Linked DNA regions of Homo sapiens: region 2 is linked to region 1. A link is a loop called in an ENCODE intact Hi-C map of the cell type or tissue named here. Cell type or tissue: PC-3. All regions are shown on one strand.

What was found. Peaks named below come from ENCODE experiments on the same cell type or tissue, not always from the same donor. Only the 100,000 strongest peaks of a DNase experiment are listed, where the experiment ranks them.
Region 2: a loop joins it to region 1, with 2.9 times the contacts of the local background. A loop is called at or near these places in 5 of 110 quality-filtered maps.

The regions. Positions count from the first base shown.
Region 1 is chr21:41,278,738-41,286,737 of GRCh38, reverse strand. BACE2 (beta-secretase 2) reads right to left here. Exons shown (of 9, transcript NM_012105.5): 9 at 4,208-8,000. Among named protein-coding and RNA genes, the nearest start is that of FAM3B, 34 kb to the left of the region's middle. RefSeq lists enhancers at 5,792-6,346, 6,347-6,902. In PC-3, a CTCF peak has its summit at 3,332 (motif pointing left); a DNase peak (open chromatin) is centred at 3,327.
Region 2 is chr21:41,343,046-41,351,045 of GRCh38, reverse strand. FAM3B (FAM3 metabolism regulating signaling molecule B) reads right to left here. Exons shown (of 8, transcript NM_058186.4): 4 at 6,512-6,570; 5 at 5,310-5,360; 6 at 3,946-4,033; 7 at 2,322-2,454. Among named protein-coding and RNA genes, the nearest start is that of MX2, 15 kb to the left of the region's middle. In PC-3, no CTCF peak of the experiment used is centred here; DNase peaks (open chromatin) are centred at 4,625 and 4,915; H3K4me3 peaks cover 702 bases; H3K27ac peaks cover 1,130 bases; H3K27me3 peaks cover 2,232 bases.

The sequences.
Region 1 (8,000 bases):
AATTCATTTATAAATTTAGTGAAACTCCAAAACAAATCTCAAAAGGAGAATTTAAAGAAAGTTGTTCAGTATTTCTAAAGGATATCTAGATGAACACATTTGTGATAATATCACGTAAGATGATTAACTGGGGGAGACTGGCCAGCTACACATTAAAGATCACATTAATAAACAATAGTAACAAAAACTGCAGGCACAGATGCAAAAACAGACACATAGATGGGATCAGGAGAGTCTGGCAATGGGCCCAATCTATGTAGGAATTTAGAAAATGCTCAGATTGCCAATTACTAAATCAATGGAATCAAGGCTATTGGCTGACCAGATAACAAACAGAGCATGAATATACAATTTGGAAATATGCAAGCAACCATCAAGGCAAACAGAAGATTTGGTGGAGGAGGAACTACCACTACACAGTAGGACCTTGAGGTGGGGAGAAGTGAGGCAGTAGACACCTCGTGATAAGCTTCTTGAAACTATTTAATGTTTAATAATGACTAACTGTATGCATTAGTTAGGGTTCTCCAGAGAAACAGAAACAGAACATATATAAGATGAAACAGAATATCTATCTATCATTTATTTATCTATCTATCTATCTATCTATCTATCTATATCATTCTCTAGAGAGATTGACTAAAAAGAATTGGCTTACATGATTATGGAGGCTAAGAAATCCAAAGATCTGCAGTTTGTAAGCTGGAGACCCAGGAGAACAAATGGTGTAAGTTACAGTCCAAAAGCTGGCAGGCTACAGACCCAAGAAGAGCTGGAGTTTCAGTCTGAGTCTGAAGGTAGAAGGCTCATGTCCCAGGTGAAAGCAATCAAGCAGGAGGAGTTTGGGCTTGTAAAATGATCAGGTGTTTTAAATTCTATTTAGGCTTTCAAGTGATTGGATGAGGCCCACCTGCCTTAAGGCAATCTTCTTTACTCATTCTACCAGTTTAAATGTTAATCTCATCCAAAAATACCCTCACAGACACACTGCTATGAGCTGAATTGTGTGCCCCCAAAAATCCTAGCCCTCACCCCAATGTCACTGCATAAGAGATAGGGCATTTAGGAAGTAATTAAGGTTAAATGAGGTCATAAGGATGAGATCCTAATCCAATATGATTGGCAACCCTATGAGAAAAGAAAGAGCAACAGAGAGATCTCCATGTTCACACACCAAGGAAAGGCTATGTGGGGACACAGGAAGAAGGCAGCTGCCTGCAAGCCTGGAAGAGATCCCTCACCAGGAGCCTACTGAATCTTGATGTTGGACTTTCCAGCCTCAAGGACATTAGAGAAAATAAAATTCTGTTTTTTTAAGCCACCCAGCCTATAGCATTTGTTATGGTGGCCTGAGTTAATATACACATCTAGAATAATAATTGACCAAATATCCTGGCACCCTATGCCTCATTCAAGTTGACACATAAAATAAACCATTACAACGTATTACTTGAATACAAAATAAAATTAATTTAAACATCCTTAAGCCATCTCCTTTATGTATGAGTCCTAATTTGAGGGTAATAGATTAGTGTGAATTTCATGTACTTACTACACTCTTAAATTCTATACTCTCACATCCATATATGATATTTCCCTTTAAAAATCAATGAAATATTGGCATATTCAGCAAATTGCTTTTTTTGCTCTATACCCTATCCCATTTTGTCCATATTTCTATCTCTTTAGGAGAGATTTCTAAAGAAAGTATTGATGTAAAGATGACTTGGCTATTTTTTAGGGCTCTTTGAAATGATTGTTTTGATTTACACTTTCCATCAGCAAAGCAGAAGATGGGTGACCTCTTGGACATCTATTAATAATTAAAAGCTTTGTTCATTCTATCTGTAATTACTTACATATTATGCATACATTAATAAGATTGAACACTTCTCAGTTTCTCGGCCATTTGTATTCCCACTTTGGCCAGCTGTTGGTTGACAGCCCTTGCATGTTTTTCTACTGGACTCTAACACTCTTCTATTCTTGGTGTTTGAAGGGTATCTGGGATTTGTTTTAATGAGGTGTAATAAGGCACACAGACACACAAAAGACTGTCATAAAGAAAGAAGCTCTTTGTATTCATAGATGCCTAAAAACAGAAGGCACAGCTGCCACTGAGGGCCACGCAGCAAAGCACAGGGGTAGTCAGGAGGCCGAAGGATGGGGCAAGACGGAACAGGAGGCTTTACTGTGGTTTCTGTAGGAAAGAAGGGAAGAGGCAGGGTAAGCAGGCTTAGCTTTGGCTAGTTAGAATAATTTCAGTGGCTTTGGGCAGGGAAATTGTGCCTAGTTGTCTGGTACCTGGCTCTGGGGTGATGAGGGCAGGTGGATATGGCCTGAGTGTGAGAGCTCCAGAGAGGAGGTGGATGGGTGTGCGCTCTGGATCGGGGGTTTCCATCTAAAAGGCAGGCTGCCAGGGGAGTCGTTGACTTTCTCTTAGAATTAGCCAACCCTGAGAGAGGCAGTCCTTTCAGGGTCAACAGGGCTCCAGCTATCACAGCATCAAATACAGAAAATAATACACTTGGCTTATTTCGTACAATCTGTGTATGCTGAAGACAGTAGGTCTTTTTGTTTTTACATTTTTTACTGAGATGACTCTTAAGCCTTTGGCCTGTGGCATCTCATCCTGTGGGGTGAGATTCTCCCCTCCCTGGACCTCCTGATTTCCCTGAGCCTGTCCTTGGGAGCAGCTCCGTCTTCAGACCTTGGGTTTTAAAATGTTTTTAGTACCACGTGCACCTCGTTGTGGGTTGTTCTGAGAATGAAATGGCAGGATGCGTGGCCAGAATTTGCTGTTCGATAAATGTCAGCTTCTGCCCTTATATTTGTTACAAATATTTTCCCCAATATTTTTTCCTCGTAGCATTTTGATTTTAGCATATGTAATTTTAAATCTTTAACCTTAAAAAGGCAATGGCATAATGATTGAGCTTGTGCCTGGTAACCAGACACACTGGTGTTTTGAATCTGGCTGTCATTTCCAGAAGAACCTGGAGACTTTATAGCACCTCTGTGCCTCAGTTTCCTTCCCAGTGATGGCCAAGCAGACACGTCCAGAAGGAACTTGGAGATACAAGTCTAAAAACCCAGGTAGAGGCCAGGGCTGGAAATGTGTATTTGGCGGTTGCCTCTAAGATTGAGTACCCCTCTAGCTGGCCTATTTTTCAGATTCTATAAAGCACAGAATGAAAAAGCTCTGGGATGTAGTCTACTTACATACCCATACTTGATAAAAAGCTGCTTTGTGAAAGCTACACGGAATGGGGAAAGAGGCACAAACGTTATGTATACCACAACGCTTTACAACACCACCACCTAGTGACAGACTCGTGAAAATCCCATCCGTTATGTCCCCTCCAGCTTAGGGATGGCGAAATAGGATAAATCATCTCCTTCTTACTAGAAAGCAGATACTCTACTCTGTTTCTCCAGTAACTATCACTTTACCTCCTAATGGTTGGAGATTCCTTCTTTTCTCCTCATTTGGATATTGTCAGACAAAAAGTGTCTAGTCATTGAAAGCAGCGTATATTTAAAGGATTGGCATAGCAGCTAGATCATGGCTCATGGATGATCTTCATTTCATTCACTAAGAGCTTCTGCTGTGCCCATATTGGTGCACACCCTTCTCTAGAGACTGACCACTAGACTGGATTCTTCTGGCACAAGTGATGCATTAGGCTCTGAGAGTGTGGTTCAGGATGGCGGATGGACCAGAGTGTAGTGCAGAGAAAGAGCTGGGCTGTTGGAGGGGAACAGAGCTGGGTTCCTCTCCACTTTTTAGCTGTGTTTTTCTGGGCAGGTGACTCAGAGATGGTTTCTCGTCTGTGAAATGGTAGAATGCCATCTCCCTGCAGGGTGATCATGGGAGTGACCGCACAGGCATTGCCAACCTGGTCACCCTCAGTCCCCAGGACCAAGCTAAGCCATCTGTCCCATCCTTAAGACCGCTGAAATGTGCTTACTGAGTTTCTTCTCTGCAGGTGTTTTCTTTCCACCTGTAGGGTTTCCAGACTCTAAAGCACTTTACCCTCCCCACCTTCAGCATGTTTTGCATCTTAATGATTGAGCCTGAACCCTCCCTTCCACTCCATTTTATCCTTGACATTTTCCAGGAACCCACAATGAAGGAGTGGACGTAATGGACCGCCAGACATGTGACCCAAGAGAAGTATTTACAAAACATTCCAAAAGCAACAGGTTGGGAGTATTATTTATTCAAATAAACAAAAATGTTTTATTTCCCTTTCAATGGTATATATCTTAAATTGCTGGAACATACAAGTATAAAAATAAGATTATTTTAGAAAACTCCAGTTTTGAAGGGCACGACAATAGTTCAGACATTTGTCAGTAGCTATGAAGCCACTTTTAACATGGAATGAATATCCCTTTACTCCAACTCTTGGTCTTATTACATTTTTAAATCAAATCAGCGTGCTGGAAATAGAGAAAAATTCCCAAAGGGAAATATAAAATAATTTTAAGCATTTTCAGAAATACAAGTTACACTTAAGAAACTTGTATTAAAGGATGTTAATCTGAGATAAACAGAAAACAAACGTTTTGCAAAGCACTACTTTTTGCATCTGTTTGAGGATACACAGTTTGCAGCTCTCCTGCCAGAAGCAAAATACTGACTCTAGCACAGCAGAAAAGGCATCAACTTTAAGAAAAAAATGAGTGGTCGCTTTCAATGACTGAACATAACATATTAAACTTTAAGAATTTTTAACAATGCAAATTAACAGCAATAGTAGAAAATACATCATTTTAGATTACAAAAATTCAGCTTTTATTAGCACATGACAAATCTCATTCATTCGCTGCCCTCTCATATGTGCTGAGTAACTGCTACACAGAATTTCAAACCTCACTGATATAAATGTGAGAGATGACATCTACAATGAGAAAAATGAGGGAAAAAAATCTCGTTTTATACCACTAGCAACAAAGAACACAAAATTGTATTAAATTTGTTAAGAAATGTTATTTTGTGCAATTTTCATGATAGATTAATTAGCTTTGTTCACTTTTTTTCCTCCATCTTAAAAAGAGATAATCTTTTAATGTTTTCTTAACATTTCATTCAGGAACACTAATCTTAGAAATGCGAGGCTTGTGTAAAATTTTACTTTAATAGGCACAATGTAGCAAGCGAAACCATACTCATATCAGGGAACTTGCAATGACCTCCACATATAGCACTCAACAGAAAAACATATGTCCTGACCTTTGGAGACACTTCCCTGCTTATGATATTCTTATCTGTCTGTGCCTTGTGAATAAAAATGCATTTTTATTCCAACCCAAATGAAGAAAATCCTATGGAAAAACATCAATGTCAAAGGCTAGGTTGCCAAGGACACCCAAGGTTTCTAGCCTTTTATTGATACCACGAAAGTGACAGCTGTGCCCAACTTACTGAAGTCTATATTATAAATCTGTCATTTCTAATTATAAATCTACATTGGAAAAAATATTTTACTCAGATGGCTATGTGTGAGGCACACGTGTGTTCTACACAGTTTGGACTTTATCTGGTTGGTCTTACACAAACAATTATCCATCTGTAAAGGGAACTGCTCACTTCTCAGGGCTGCCCTGATTCCCAGAGGAGAGACAGATATTTTACCATCACAGCGTTCCCCAAGATGCTGGCAGAGACACCAGGATGGCTGCTCTCACAATAGTGTCCAAGAAGTACCCGAGGCTCAACGGGGCACCCAAGCATCAGGGACCAGGTACCCGCACGTCGCTCTTGCCGTGGCTGGATTCAAATTTATCAGGAAGCTTTGTGATGTCTCTTGGCCCAGTCACTACCCACGGTGTGCTTTTTAAGCACACAAGTGTGATGTAAAAGTTACACAGTACAATTTAGTTTAGAAGCACTGGACATCTGTGTGTAATAGCTGCTGATAAGAAACCCAGAGGAAGCTCAGGGCAGGGAAGAAAATACTGGATTTATTGCTGGGAGTTACGTATCCCCAACAGCTGTGATAGATTCCAGCCACTGATGCAACCTGAGGTTCGCTGGCAGCACTAAGCAGCGTGGCTATGTTCTGCCTTCCACATTCCGCAGATGTGGCTAACAGGGTGACACCAAGAGCCCAGGGAGCCTGCTCACGTCTGAAAGCCGTGGTTTCTGCTCTGCAGCCTCACCTGGGGAGCTTACTGAAATGCAGATTCCCTGTTCCCTCCTGCACTGACCCTGAATGGGGCTGGGTGTGCTCCAGGACAAGATGGACCTTCCGGGGACGTGGAGCCTGGGGAGCAGGGCTCCCACGCTGACAGCAGTGAGACAGGAGGGAGCTCCTTTCCTGGAAGTCTCTGACAGAAGACATTCTGGAGAAAGAAGCTGTCGGATGTTCGGAATGCATGGGCTGGGCTGGCTCAGCAGAGCTGGCGGAAACGGTGAGGGCCCAGCTGCCGTGCCCCTCAACGACACTGTCAGGTAACTGCTGCCAGGAGCCTTCCAGATGCTCAGACCCCAGAAGCCACTTTACCGGCCCCCTTTGGCCTCAGTTGCTTGACCCTCCCCTACAAATTTCCAGGTGCATGACCTTGAACCTGCCTGTGTCCTGCGTGGGCCTTGAGGCATCTCTAGTTTGATTAGGACAGACGTGTTTTACACATGGCTGTCAAGCAAGTTTCTCTTGGCCTAATTGTTCCTCTGGCAAATAATCAATCCTGAGAAGTTCCTTTACAAAATACCTAAAAAGTAGACTGTGCCAAAAACGTGGGGTGAAATGAGGTGCCCACGGCATCCTGGGGACGTTCTTGGCTGATGCGGACCTCCGTGCCCCACTGCCAACTGAGGGGTGGGACCTCTCTTCTGGCTCCTTCTTGCCCTGCCCTCTTTTCAGATTCTGGAACTTCCCAGGTCCCAGCCATCCTGTACTCTCCATCCGTTGAATGAACCAATCCTTGCTCCGCGTGGGCAACACCCGGGCCACCCAGCCACAGTCTCTCTTTGTCAAAGCTGTCACTTACACATGACTCCCGCTTGAATATTCCTGAAGTTTGGAATTGGTGGATCTGCAAAATAAATCACATCTCCAATGGATTCAGCCACTTTAAGGGGAAAAGAAATCTAAGGATGGCTGGAATGAAACTGCATTTTCTTTCCTTTTTTGAGACGGAGTCTTGCTCTGTTGCCCAGGCTGGAGTGCAGTGGCGCAATCTTGGCTCACTACAACCTCTGCCTCCCCGGTTCAAGCGATTCTCCTGCCTCAGCCTCCAGAGTAGCTGGGATTACAGACAGGCATCACCATCGTTGGCTAATTTTTTGTATTTTTAGTAGAGACGGGGTTTCACCATGTTGTCCAGGCTGGTCTCAAACTCCTGACCTCAGGTGATCCACCTGCCTCGGCCTCCCAAAGTGCTGGGATTACAGGCACGAGCTACCGTGCCTGGCCTAAACTGCATTTTCTAAAAAAATATGTACTGCTTATTTTGTTAGCATACTTTTAATTATATTCTTATTCTTTCTACCCCTCTCAAAATGTATTTTTCCAGCTTGCCATTTAATTGGTAAACAGCTGTAAAGTTCAAACGTGAAATTCTTAAAGCTCCCTAGAGACATACACAATAACTTCTGTGGCATGGACTTTTCTCGGCATTAAAAAAATCTAGTACCTCTCTTGGCCAGAACCCCTAATTTTACACTTTATGGTGTTGCGTCGTTTTTCAAAAAAAACAAAACAACAACCAAAAAACTTACTGGCAAGTTTTTCCTCCAAACAGTTTTCTAATCAAGTCTAATAAGTTTGTGCAAGAGAAAACACATGGGGATTCCACTCCATTATTTGATTTCCACTAATCAGGATAAAGTCTGTGAAATTCAATTACTGTTGTTTGTGGAACAGACTGTTGAACAACGATTTATTCCCAATGATATCGAGTGGCACTAGTCCAGAACTTAGAACTGAACCACACGTGGCAGCTCCACCAAGCAGGGACAGGGAAAGAGGAATTTAACAAGTTTGCACCCG
Region 2 (8,000 bases), 64 kb before region 1:
ATCAGCTGGAGAACCGCACCATTGGTAGTAATAATAACCACAGACGCTCGTGTGCATGGGGGGGTCCCTGTGTGGCACAACGCCCGGGCTGCCAGGAGTACCTGCTCACCGCCGCCCTTGCTAGTTAAATAAGCTGGGGTGGTTAGATAAGGTGGGACAAGGCCCCTGGAGATGCTGAAGAGACTGTGGAACTGGGAAGGAAGGAAAGAGGAGGAGGAAAACAGGGTAAGAGCCGGGGAAGGAGCAGAGAAGTCGGAGGACGCTGTTAAGGGGAAGTGTGGGTGTGTATGTGAAACCAGGGCCTCCATTTTCTCCTGGAGATCCACGCAAGGAGGCTCCCTTCCCCGTGCATCAGAATCTCCAGGCCAGGCCCCACCCTCTGAGAAGCTGGTTCAGTTGTCCTGCGCACAGCCTGGACATCACTGGTTTTTGGGGAGACCCAAGTTGGGAGAGACATTGATTGCAGAAGCTGTGCGGAGGGATCTGGGTTTGGGGTGGGCTGGTGGGGCAGGACCCGGGGAGCTCCAGGAAGGCCCAGCTGTTCTGGGTTACAGGACTCCACTCTGAGATCCATGTGTTTCTCTTCTTTCATGTTCAGGAGCCCTTCTGTGGCAGGAACTATCTTTATTCACCTCTCACAGGTGATGATTCTGAGCACAGAGGGTTAGATAACTTTCCAAGACCACACAGCCAGCTGGATAAAGCCTGGACATTCTCAAGACGACAGCCTGTGGCATGGATCACACAAGGGATCGGAGAGATGGGGACCCAGTATTCGCTCCCCAGGGTCAGCCTGAGGAAATCCCGGGGAGAATGGGGTGCACACTGCAGCACAGCTGCTGGCCCTGGAGGAGGCAGGAAAGCTGGAGCCCAGAGAGGTGACGTGACTTGTTTAAGATCACACGACGTCCCCTCGCAAAACTAACACAGGACCGTAAGCCCCGGCTTCACTATTGTGTGGCTGGTTCAGCTTGCCCTCAGTGTGGGTCCAGGCAGTGGTGGGGCCCAAGGAGCCCCACCAATCAGAGCTCAGGGAGTGCCTCTCGGTTAGGGCAGACCCATGAGGGCTCACTGTGCATGCAAGTGCCCAGGCACAGTCATAAGCAAGGAGGGGTCGAGGCCAGGGCCCCGGGAAACATTCCCTACACGTTCTGCAGGGCTGGCTTCCTGGCTCTAGAGGAACATGAAGTCACAAGGGGAAAGCATGCTTGTGTAGATGCATGCTAAAATAACCATGGTTTCCGGGCCTCCGGAACATGAGACTAGAGGGGGTCACAGAAGGTCTAGGGTTTCCTGGGAACCAGTTCCAAGTTGTCTGGTTGTGTGGCCTGCGCTGAAGTCGCACCTTATCCAGCCCCCTTCTCCTCTACCTCAGGTGGTCATGGCAACAAGAAGATGCCGAGCTGCTTCTGTTGCTTGTCTTTCTTCCCAGACCCGTATCCACAGCACAAGGAGGCAGACTGGGACCAAATGTCAGAGCCTGAAATCAGAAGCGGCCTATTGCACACCCTGGAGATGTAGAAATCTCTGCTTTCTGGGAATTTCTGGCTAAGTGGAAAGGAGGCCCTTATCCTCAGAAGGTATAGTGGGGAAGTCTCGCGCCTTGGTCATGCAGCACAATTTCCTCCTCTTCTGCACCGGTTACTGCAGCACCGGTTACTGCAGCATCTTTTCCTGGAGAGCAGAACCCTCTGAAATTCTCCAGGATGTTGTGATTGTCATCGGATGCTCAGCTTGTTACTCCCACACATTTTGCAAACCCTCAGTTGGAATTTTCACAGGAGACTTAGTGGTTAATAAGTGAGAACGCCATTCTTTTGCTCTTTACTTCTCTTTGATAAATAAAGGCCATAAAGGGAGGGACTTAGAATCAATCACGTGCCCAGTTAGTACAGCAGCAGCAGCAGCAATGGAAGCCAGATTTGTGCAGTGTTGATTTGGTGTCCAGCCTGTTTTGAGTGTTTTGCATTCACCATGTCTGTTCATGCTCTCAGCCATCCTAAGAGGTGAGCTCTCTTACTTTCCCCATAGCAGGAGCTTGGGGAGGTAAACCTCCTGCCCAAGGAAGGAGAGGCCCAGGACAGACCATGTTGGCTGCAGCATGGTGAAAAACCAATACCAACAGCCCATTCAGAATTTTCTACTTTGAAAGAGATTGGAGAAGTTTGAAACTTCTGTCCGGATCTAATGCTGATCTCATGGAAACAGCTGACACAACTCTTATGTTTGGAGACGGAGTTATAACCCACCAGGAACGTTTTCAAGGCACAGCATTTACTATACTCACCATTGGTGGGAAGGGACATTTTAAAACCACTCACCTTTTCTCTCTGAATTTCGGAAGGGAGTTCCAAGCCTTTTGCTGCAATAAATACCCAGCTAGACCTGAATTTCATGTTCCTGATTTCTTTACTTCCAAGTGCTTCTATGGCATTCTTGGCATCGTTATTCAGTCTGCAGGACAAAGGGAAAAGCATGTGAGCATCTCAGGGAGACGTGGAGAGGAGAGGAACTCTGCTCTGGATGTGTTACGCTGTGCATCCTTGGATGGAGGTTTCTAAACACATTCATCTCCTGCTGCAGTGCATGACACACAGTGGCAGCTAAGAGGCACACATGCTTCTTGAGAATGTCACATTTCTAGTTAACCATTGGACATCCAGAGCCATTTTAGGCCCCAGTTTGGGGCACAGAATTCTACTTCTCAATTCTGGAAAGCCCTTGTGCTTTGGGGTTCAATCTCAGGCTCACACTCAGCCAATACAATTTTCGGCTATTGCTCTGCCCCTTGTTTAGTGACCACAAAATAAGGTGGAGAGAAGTTGCTGAAAGATGAAAGCAAATGCCAAAACTGCCCCCTTTTCATAATCAGAAAAGTCCACATCAAAAAGGAAAAAGAAATGTAAAACAATACTGCCACTGCAAACATTAAGATTTAGAGGAAGTGACAGGAGGGTAGACAGGAAAGTAAACAGTTAAGTTTAGATTGTTCTAAGTGAGTTAAGTCAGAATTTTTCAAAGTATGTGCCAAGGAACTTCAGTTTGGTAAGATGCTCCATGAAAAAAGGAATCTGATAAATTTGGGAAATGCTGTGGTCAGTAGCCCTGTCTGGGAAATTCACCACACAAATAAGCACTTTGAAGGTTCTTAGACATTCTGCAGCAAAGACACAGGTTTGGTTTACTTAGTAGGACACACTCTGAGAGGCACTGAGCTACATCCACTTCTAGTACAGTATTGAATGTGTATGTGTGTATTTCTTTATTCTTTTCCTCTTTTTTTTTTTTTTTTTTTTGAGACAGTCTCGCTCTGTCACCGGGCTGGAGTGCAGTGGTGCAATCTTGGCTCACTGCAACTTCCGCCTCCTGGGTTCAAGCGATTCTCCTGCCTCAGCCTCCTGAGTAGCTGGGACTACAGGTGCATGCCACCATGCCTGGCTAATTTTTTAATTTTTAGTAGAGACAAGGTTTCACCATGTTGGCCAGGATGGTCTCGAACCCTTGACCTCGTGATCCGCCTGCCTCGGTCTCCCAAGTGCTAGGATTACAGGTGTGAGCCACTGCGCCCAGCCTCTTTTCCTCTTTCTATAGGGAAATTATCTCAATTTCCTTTCACATTGCTGTAACTATTAATGCCACCCTGGGTTTAGGCTTTCTGTCCGGAGGTTAGTTTGTCTGTCCTAATTATGGTCAACAGTGGCTTTGTCTTGATTCCTTGAAATACTCCTTTGATTTAGGTTCTAGTACTTCTGTGGTTAGTGATTTAATTTTTTTTTAAAGAAATGCCATCTATTTTGTCATGATCTTTCATTCTTTTTCCTTAGAGAAGTACTTTGCTCCTGGACTTTCTGCTTGTCCCCAGAGGATGTCACTGAGAGACCCTGGCAGCCTCTGCCCCAGCTGGCTTCTCTTGCCCACCGCTGTGACAGACCTACACCCACTCACCTTGTGCTTCCGTCGTCATAGGTCACCATGAAGAGCAGGGATTTTGGAGCAGCACTCTGAATAAACTTTGTCATCGGTCCAGAGTTATCTATTGGGGGATGCAAGTCAGTTTTAGGGTCTTTGCTGTTCACTGAGGCTCTGCCTTGGGTGCTGGGCTTCCTCCTGCACCTGCATTCTGTGTCCATTCTGAATCCTTGGGGGTCCCAGCGCTCGCTGCTCAACCCTGCAGATGGTGTGCTAGCTCTGGACGTGTGAACATTCACTGGGGTACCATAGGGACTATCTGAGGTGAGTGGCACAGCGTAGAAGGAAAAGAACCTAACACTTGCAATAGGTGTTCAGGGCAGTAGTGAAAGGGGGTCAAGATAAGGAGCTTTTTTGACCAACAAACAAGAGAAGTGGAGCCCCTGGTAGAAAAAAAAAACCCTCCTTAGAAATGAGATCACCAAACTCTTAACAAGCAGCAGCCTGTGTGGCACAGGTGGAGTGTTCTCTGTAGTCACTGATAAAGGGCCACACCCACACCCACACCACGACCACTGAGCAGAGTGGCCTTGCAAACACACCGACGTGTGCAGGAGAGAGACTCCCACAGAACTCAAATACGAGACATGTGGACCGTGGGCAAGTCTGTGCCAAGAGACTTATCTATGCCTTATAAAATAAAGGTAAACCTCAAACCCTGTTACTCACCGCTGCGGCTCATTATTTACTGTTCTGCTTAGGTTAACTGCAGAGTACAACTGTGTCCTTCTTATTGGGTGGGTGCAGGCGTTTTCTATTCTTCGTCTTCACTATCTTTATAAAAACTTGTTTTTGAAAGTCTCATTGATATATAAAAATAAGAGGGGATAGTATATCCTGGCCAACAACTGCAGTCAAGAGTCAGTGCCTAGAAAGGAGAGACCATCGAGAAAGACTGGGCACCCGTGGGTTCCGGGAATGCTTGCCCTGAGCCCAGCAGAGCACTGTGAGTCACCAGGAGTAATCGTGACAGCTTTCAAAGGATGATGATATTTAGGGCTGGATGCTGGTGGCTTTATTTTACATATAATGTATTTGGCTTTTTTTTTTTTTTAAAAAAAAGGCTTTTTCTCTTTCTTATTATATCATGAGAGCTAAAAAGAGAAAGACTGAGGAAAACTAACAGAAGAAAAGACATTTCTAGATGATGCCTTCAAATGTTCTATGAATTCAATTAGAGTTTAAGAGGATCTACATAAGACCACTCTAGATTACTCAGGAGAGCTGCTGGCGTTTTTCTAGTAGACAAAATAAAAATGGTTGACATTTTTCTTTGTGCTTTTTAATCTTAATTTTCTGTTTAAAATTCATTTGAATTTTAACAGAAAAAATTTTCTTACCACCTTCATACATATCAAAACATCGTGTTGCTGTCACATTCCCAGTTACATCTGAAAATAAAAGAAATGGTATTTTAAAAGAAAGTTCACAGAACTAGGGCGCACTTGTGGCACCAGGGCCTGGGGAAGGAAATATTTCTTCCCTGTCTATCTCCAGCAAACACCACTGATGTAATGACCCAGCCTGCAGAGACAGGGCGGGCCCCTTGAGGAGAGTCCCCAAAACCAGGTCAAAGGAAAGTGCTGGAAGCTGTGCTAGAACTTTCTTCCAGTTTGCTTTGGGTTACACCTGATGGAACACTAATACCTCCCCCACCCAACTCATCTCACAGAAACACCAGAGACCCCTCACTCAGGCCCACCCGCCTCATCCCACAGAAACACCAGAGCCCCCTCAGCCAGGCCCACCCGCCTCATCCCACAGAAACACCAGAGCCCCCTCAGCCAGGCCCACCCGCCTCATCCCACAGAAACACCAGAGCCCCCTCAGCCAGGCCCACCCGCCTCTTCCCACAGAAACACCAGAGCCCCCTCAGCCAGGCCCACCCGCCTCATCCCACAGAAACACCAGAGCCCCCTCAGCCTGCCCACTTCCTACTTTACAGCCTCCTTCAGGGCTGTCAGATTGGGAGCATTTTATCTTCACTTCCACAGCCCTCACGTCTCGGGGCTATGCGGCCCACTCACTCACAGGGACGTTGTGGGAAACCCTTTCCTTCTCCTCTGGGCCCCTCAAAGGCAACTGTGAGAGAGCTTTATTCCAGACCTAAGAGAAAGGCCAAGTTTTGTTTCCCACGAGGTTGCAGTGGCTTTTATCACACAGAAGGATGAGATGGTCTATGGTGTCAGCCCCTGAGCAGACACTGGGACTCTGGGAGCAAATGAGAGGCTCAGTCCAGGACCACAGGCTGCACCCCCTTGGCGGCCCTTCTGGTGTTAACCCTAACTTTGGCCTATCCCTCTGTTTTTTTCTTTTTTTAAAATAAAGTCTATATTTGGTTTTCAGTTGTTTATTTGTTGTTAGAACCACAAATAATCTGTGAAGTGAGACTTGTAAAAATAATTGAGTATATAATCTTAAAATGCATTAAAATACAAACCTAGACTAAATCACGCGCAAAAGTCTCGAAAACCCAAGGTACCTTTGAAAATCTGACCAGAGAGCTTTTAGAGAAGTTTAAAGAAAATGTTTAGTAACTTACAGTTGACAATGGCAATGTTTATTCCTCTGGCAACATTTCCCAGCTGTTCTCCCATAAGTCTGAAATGGAGCTAAGCATTAGTCAAGTACCAAGAGGCGTGCGACTCTCCCCGCTCCGCGAAGTCTTCGCCTGACCAAATGTCAGTCTCATCTGCTGTCCCCCACCTTTTCCTTGAAAGTCTGCATTCGCCTTGGTGCAGCTCCCGAGACCGCCACCCCCATGTTCATCCACACACATCTATTCTCAGTGTCTACAGACTCAGTCCCTCAGGGGACCTGGACTCTCAGGGGACCTGGACACTGCATTCAATCTTATAATTTAGACAAATGGCTAGGGGGAAGAAAAACTAACATTTATTTAGCTCAGGCTCTTCACAGATGCACTTTATTGTTAATTTATTATCTATTTATTTATTGAGACAGGGTCTCACTCTGTCACCCAGGCTGGAGTGCAGTTGTGCAATCGTGGCTCACTGCAACCTCTGCCTCTCGGGCTCAAGCAATCCTTCCATCTCAGCCTCCCAAGTAGCTGGAAGTACAAGCGTGCACCACTACAACAGGCTAATTTTAAAAATTTTTTTGTAGAGACGGAGTTTTGCCATACTGCTCAGGGCGGTCTTGAACTCTTGGGCTCCAGTGATCTGCCCGCCTCAGCCTCCCAAAGTGCTGGGATTATAGACATGAGCCACCATGCCTGAGTATGTCACTTAATTTTTAACCTTTAAATTGTAGAATATGAAATGCCAAATTCAAGAGGATTGTGCCCTAAAATCAGGAAAACTAAATGACTTACCTGGAGATGGTAATTATTGCTGAAGATCACAGAAATTGTGTGTGTGCATGTTGTATATGTGCATGTTCCCATTGTCAAGTGTCAGAATCAATGACATGTTAGCTTTATGAAAATAATTTGGAAGGCTTCCTCCTTTTTCCATGCTTTGGAATAGCGAACACGGAACTTTAATATTTTGTTTTGACACCTTTACCTAAACTCCCCTATGAGTTTTCTAGGCTTAGTGCTTTTTGACAGGTTTAGAGACTATTCCATAATAACTTGAAGCAGAAAGAGATTTCTGATAATAGAAAATCGGCTAATCTAAACCGACTTTCTCATGGAGAAAAGCAGAAAACATGAGGCAAGTTTTGTTGTTGCTGTTGTTGTTAAAGATCTGGTTGTATACGTTAGAGACCAAATAAGGTAGTTAAGAATTTCCCAGGCCAAGATCTGGGAGAAGACTAAATTTCAGGTTGGTAAGTCCAGCGTTTAAAAGCTACTTTTAACCAAGGAGAATTTGCTGATTCCAGAAAAGGTGTGTAAGGAAGTGAACAGCCCTTCTGACAACCATGTGAGCCAAGGGAACAGAAGTTGGAAGCCAGGGTCAGGGCCATGTTAAATCTCCCACATCTTATTTGGCCTGGGGTCACAAAGGGTTGAATCCTGAAAGTGAGAGCAAACCAGAAAAAAATCAGAGCTTGTATAAACTTCAGCC